Linked DNA regions of Homo sapiens: region 1 is linked to region 2. A link is an interaction called in ENCODE POLR2A ChIA-PET data of the cell type or tissue named here. Cell type or tissue: B cell. All regions are shown on one strand. Each heading gives the region's core, and the rest is flanking DNA. Links, peaks and the distances in the headings are about the cores only. Region 1 overlaps EBF1 (EBF transcription factor 1). Region 2 overlaps EBF1 (EBF transcription factor 1).

What was found. ChIA-PET counts read pairs that join two places held together with the same protein. Peaks named below come from ENCODE experiments on the same cell type or tissue, not always from the same donor. Only the 100,000 strongest peaks of a DNase experiment are listed, where the experiment ranks them.
Region 1: POLR2A ChIA-PET joins it to region 2 with 5 read pairs; 2 of 35 experiments call an interaction of 5 or more read pairs at or near these places.

What each region holds. Positions count from the first base shown.
Region 1 is chr5:158,717,397-158,720,203 of GRCh38, forward strand. All of the region lies in intron 11 of EBF1 (EBF transcription factor 1), which reads right to left. Among named protein-coding and RNA genes, the nearest start is that of LINC02227, 310 kb to the left of the region's middle. RefSeq lists an enhancer at 1-321. In B cell, for the core only: no CTCF peak of the experiment used is centred there; no DNase peak of the experiment used is centred there.
Region 2 is chr5:158,823,840-158,826,646 of GRCh38, forward strand. The region is part of intron 7 of EBF1 (EBF transcription factor 1); the gene reads right to left. Among named protein-coding and RNA genes, the nearest start is that of EBF1, 270 kb to the right of the region's middle. In B cell, for the core only: no CTCF peak of the experiment used is centred there; no DNase peak of the experiment used is centred there; H3K4me3 peaks cover 1,487 bases; H3K27ac peaks cover 2,500 bases.

The sequences.
Region 1 (2,807 bases), core at 152-2,651, 110 kb before region 2:
TTTTTGTGGCATTAGGCAGGAGCACAGTCTAAGGATCTTTCATTTTAATATGCAATTTTAATATTTCTGAAAAGAAAGAGCACTTGACTAGTACTAATATCTAATGTTTCAAGGCATTTATTTGTCAGGGGAGATTTTCTCTTCTTTTCATAATGTTTAAAACGTCTCCCTGCTTGCAATTTCAAACATAAGAGTGGATATTAGACAATTCCAAGATAATTAATCCTATCCTTGGATTTTTTTTTTTTAAAAATCCCTTTTGGGAATTAAAGACAAATACTAGTATCCTAAATATTGAAAAGCCCCAGAGTCTCCTTGTAGAGGTAATGTTTGTTCTCCAATCTACATTCTGAGTCAGACAATTTTTCTGCTCATGGCCTTGGATTTCTTCTCTCTTAAAGATACAAAAAAGCTTTACTCCTTAAAAACAACAACTACTTTTCACTGATTGATTTCATCTCACTATCAAAACGTGGCTTCACCTGTCTTGCTATGACCATAGGTTGATGGTTATGTGAGTGGGGTTCTATGGAGAAAAATGTGGATGCATTATTCTTACTCTATTTAGAGTCTACAGAAATGTTAGGGAGACCGAAGGAGGAATGGGGTTCCAAGAAACAGTTCAAATGTAGCTGGCATGGGTTTTACTTATATTTTGGAAGCTTTATAATAAAAATGCTGAATGGGCTACAAATATAAAGGGAAGATTCAGCTTTACTTTCTACTTTGCAACCCAATTAGCAAATATTGTTTGAGCTTCTTGTTGCCCTTGTCTGTCATCATATGTGGATCTTATTCTCCAGCAACTTTCAGGGCACATTATCTTCCCAGCATCGACCTACAAAGTTTGATGAGAGTCACAAAAGATTGTCGCCATCACTTGGTCCTACCATCTTTGTCCAGTCATCTCTCCCTATGTATTTGAAGAACTGCTCTCTATGCTTGTCCTCCCCAGCCTAGAAGTAAAACATTTGGCTCCTTTCTATCTCCATACCTTCACTCCTTTTGCCTTCCCCTTTTTTTGGAGGGAATGCTGGCTTCAATCTGTGCCCATGGACAATGCCTCTCTCCATCCTCTGAAGCCTCGTACTGAAGGGGATCGTGATGGTATGGTAATGAAGGAGATCACTCTCATTTATTGAAAGTGGAGCAAGAACTCATTCAACCTTCATAGAAAGCCTCTTAAGGTATTCTTTCTATTACTATCTGGCAGATGAGGAAACTGACACTCAGAGAGGTCAGCTAACTTTCCCAAAGTTTCCACCGCTGACTAGTGGCTGAGCATGGATTCAACCCCAGGCCTGTTAGACATCAGAGCCTGGCTCTTGAAAATCACACTGTTCTATCAGAAATAATTCCACCTTCACTGATACCCCAGCTCCTAATATCTCTATTTCCTCTGAAAAAGAGTGCTGACCATCTGTGTCACCCAGCACAGCACAGAAGTATATACTGAGAGGTCATTCTGCTCTGATCTGAAGTGTGTTAGTCATCATTCTCCATAGCTAGACTGCAGACTTTTTGAGGCCAGTGATAGGTTCTTAATCTCCTTATCTAAGCTCCTACCATAATGTTTAGCAAACCACAAGTCTTGAGAAATTCATGTTGATGTGTTATTCTAAGATACAGTTACTGATTTTTAAAAGTACACACTTAATTTGTATGATGAAATGACAAAGTCATATTTGGCATGGTTTATAAAAGTAGAAGACTTAAATTTGGTGTTCCATTTAGCTACAGACTCTTAAATCCAATATATAAATTCCCAAAGGTCAAGTTTTGATCACTGTGAGTTTTTTTATGTCACTTTTTTATGAATTTGCTCTTTCATTCCTGCTGGCTTGGACTTACATTTTAATTTTGTGATTAATACAATGAATCATGTCTAGTACAGACATTATCTCAAGTTATAGGCTGCTAGCAACATGAGGTTGGTCCTTATGGTCCTCAGCCTTTTATTAGCTGTACTCTTAGGCCCTTGGAAATAGTTAGGTATTTGCACATTCATAGAAAGACACATTGGGAACCAGGCATATCATGACAAATATGCAGACATAGTTAACTCATCTTCTATTTTATGAGTTAAAAATCTTAGGATTATTCACCATCTGTGGGAGTCCTTCTCTTTAGCCTTTGACCTGAAATCTATAGCTAATAAGCTCAAGTTCACTGGCCACATCTAGCCTCCTAGAGTGAAGGGAAAGGTTGTCTAACTGGCCAATACTGGGCCCATTTATAAACCCAGTTCAATGTTTTGGGCAACTCAACCCCAGATGAGCAGGGAAGATAGTCTGAACTTTCTTTTGTTCATAGCACATATAGGCTGATGATCATAAAGCTGATAGATACCCATACACGAACACAACATTAATTTTCATGTTTCAGCATTAGATTTTGAGACTCTGGGAACTCCGCCCATAAAATTAAAGCCCAGGGATGCTTCAGTAATTTCAGAGGATAATCTGTGCTTGGCTTTATGCTTACCCAAATAGGAAATGTTTTCAGGAATGTAGATTGAAACAGAAAAAAAAAACTACAAGCATCCATAATCAAAGTCAAGTTGAGTTGGGTGATTTCTGAGAAAGAAGCACAATACTTCCCTGTCACTGCACATTTCCCTGATACCCATTTATCACCAATCTACTTTGCTTTATCAGGGGATTCAAAATATAGTGGCCAAATATCAGCAACACACAATGAAGTGAAATGAGAAAATCACTCTTGATGTAGAGATGATAAGCACCTATCAATGAAATCAGCATTGATTTCACTGCCTTCCTTCGTATAGGGTTTACTGCAGGACCCAG
Region 2 (2,807 bases), core at 143-2,642:
AGTTTGGTTCATCAGACCAAAGTCCCCCTCACTACTATTACCATCACCCCACCCCAAAAAATTCCTGCTAATTAAGGGTCTTAGATCTGTTTCAAATTAAAAAAAAAACTGGTGGGAATGGCCCAAGACATAATTTAGACACTGAAACCATCTCATAAAGTGACTGTGAACCCAGTTTGCCAGAAGAGACACAGGCAAAGATGTTGTCTCAGAGAACTTTGACTAAAACAATGAGAAGAAATGACCTACGCTTCTCCTTATATTAAATGGGGAAAGGGATTAAAACTGAAACCCACAGAGATATGTTTATTCATGCGACCTCTTACAACCAAATATAATAATTGTCTGTAATTGCAGCTTCAGCTCCCACCTCATGCTTTGACATGGGAAACAGCAATCAGCCCGCTCCCGTTTAATCCACCTATTATGTTGACTAATTAACTTTGCTCGACAGTTTATTTCTTCCTCCATTATCAGCCCCTGTCAGCCGCAAGCACCCTGCAGCATAGGGGAAACCTCAGGCTCTTTGATTGATCACCGATAGATTGACATGCAGATTAATTTAATTAGAATCACCTCACTTGAGAAATGAAAGACAATGGCAAGAGGGCTAATAGATCTGCTCTCATAATGAGGCGAGCCTCCAGAGCGAAGGCTGAGGATTTCTGATTTATTTTGCTCAATTCCCCAGTTGCTTGGAAAGACTCTCGCTTTAATTGTTCTTGGTTTTGAGAGGCATTAGCCTCTGAAGAGGTGAACCGCTTTACAAGGGTTGGCACAGATGGAGGCCTCAGTTTCTGAGGAAGCCTTTTCTCCAAGTTGGCTGAAGGGGGCATCGACTTCTGAAGAGTCTTGTGTAACACTCTTTCATCAGCTAAGCTGGGCAGAGGGGAAAACGCCAGGCCCTGGCCTATGCCTGTGAATTGTCAGCTTGGACGCCAGTCCCCACAGTCTTCCCATACTTAAAAGTTCCACTGTCCTCCTCGTTGACCTAAGTGCATCCTGGCAAAATACGATGAATTTCCTTTCCCAGAGCCTCAAAGATGCCCACGAATTGCAGGCTATGAACACATCACCCATACTAGTAGCATAAGGTTGATTTTGTTTTCTAAATCTACTTAATTAAAATGCATAGGAAACAGTTGAGAGTTCAATCAGGGAATCAGAGTATTCTCCTTAGCCACTGTGAAACCCCAAATTCCATCTAGAACAAATCATTTGGGGGATGACATGTAAGTTTGATGCAGAAGTTTGCAGAGTGGTTCTTCTCTTTATTCATGATTGACCAACCAGATCTGACACAGCCTTATGTGTAAACACAGCTTGTATGTTTACAGGTTAATTTAAAAGAAAGAAGAAGAGAAGAAAACGGTCTACTATTTTGCCTTCAAAAACTATCATATGCAGTGGCAAAGTCAATATTATTTAAGGCAACAGAAATTCACTTTTCTTTTTAGAGAGACGACTTCTTAGGACTTACAATTACATAACAGAGCTGGGTCTTTCAAAGAAATTTTGATTTACTATGAGACCACAATTGAGCGGTCACTGGAGTCGTTAGCTGAAGAAACTATAAAAGGAATCCCAAACCATATCTGTTTTCAGTGTCAGGAAATACAGAAAGTGGTTATTCTAGATGTCTGTCTTAGGAGGAAAAAAAAAAAACAATGACAATTCACCATGCACCTGTAAGACACAAGCTCTACAAACTTAAGGCTTAAAATATTCAGTATGTTTCAAAGACACTGTCATCTAATCCTACATTGAACAAAAATGTCAAAAACGGTTAAGGAAAAAAAAACTACACCCCATATGTTTTTCTTTTCTTGGCAAGAGAAGAACCACCAGGGCCACATGTGTGATAGAATCATTTGGCTGAAATGCCAATCAAAATTGGAAAAAAGATAATACAGAGAATCTTTATACTTTTAATTTCTAGAAAATAAGCAGCTAATACGTTCCTCAAAAACTCACAGCACAACTTCCCTACCACAAAACAATTTCTCCCATTTCAATTTGGAAATATTCAGGATATATTTAAATAAAACATATGCTAAAATTAATCCACAGAGCGACTTGTAAATTAAAAAAAAAAAAACACTGTGAGATGCAAAAGGGGTACTGAAGTGTCCTTTAAAAATAGGCCCATGGTAGGAGGGAAAAGGGCCTTTACAGTTTACCACATAATTAATAAGGTGCTGACACATTCACACAGGCAAGGGGACAGACAAGCCTGCCAAATCTTCAACCTTCCTAAATTTTGTCAATAAAACACAGCCTAAATTTGAGACAGATAAACATTAAAAATGATTTTACCTTTGGACACAACAACACTTTCCTTCTTTCTCCCCTTTTCCACTCCCCTGCCCAGAGAAACAGATGATGAGAATACGAAGGAAAAGATATGTTTAGAATTTCACGATATCTGTTATAATTACACCTTTACTTTCTAGAACTGCACTGTCCAATACAGAAGCCAAATGCCTGGCTATTTAAATTTAAACTAAACGACATTTTAGATTCCCTTTCTGAGCCTCAATAGCCACACTGAGCGTTTCATAGCCATAGGCGACTATTGCCTACTGCATTGGACACGGTGAACAGGGAATTTTTTTATCATTGCAGAATGTTCTATAGGATGGCACTGCTCTAGAATGGTTTTGAAATAAATTGTGCACTTGATTCTTGAAGATGTCCAAGTTATATCTCCTGAAATAAATATCAGCCTATGTAAACAGGTTTAGATTTATACATATATGCTTTAATCACTATATTTTTGGAATGAAATTTCTATTAGGGGGCTTTGC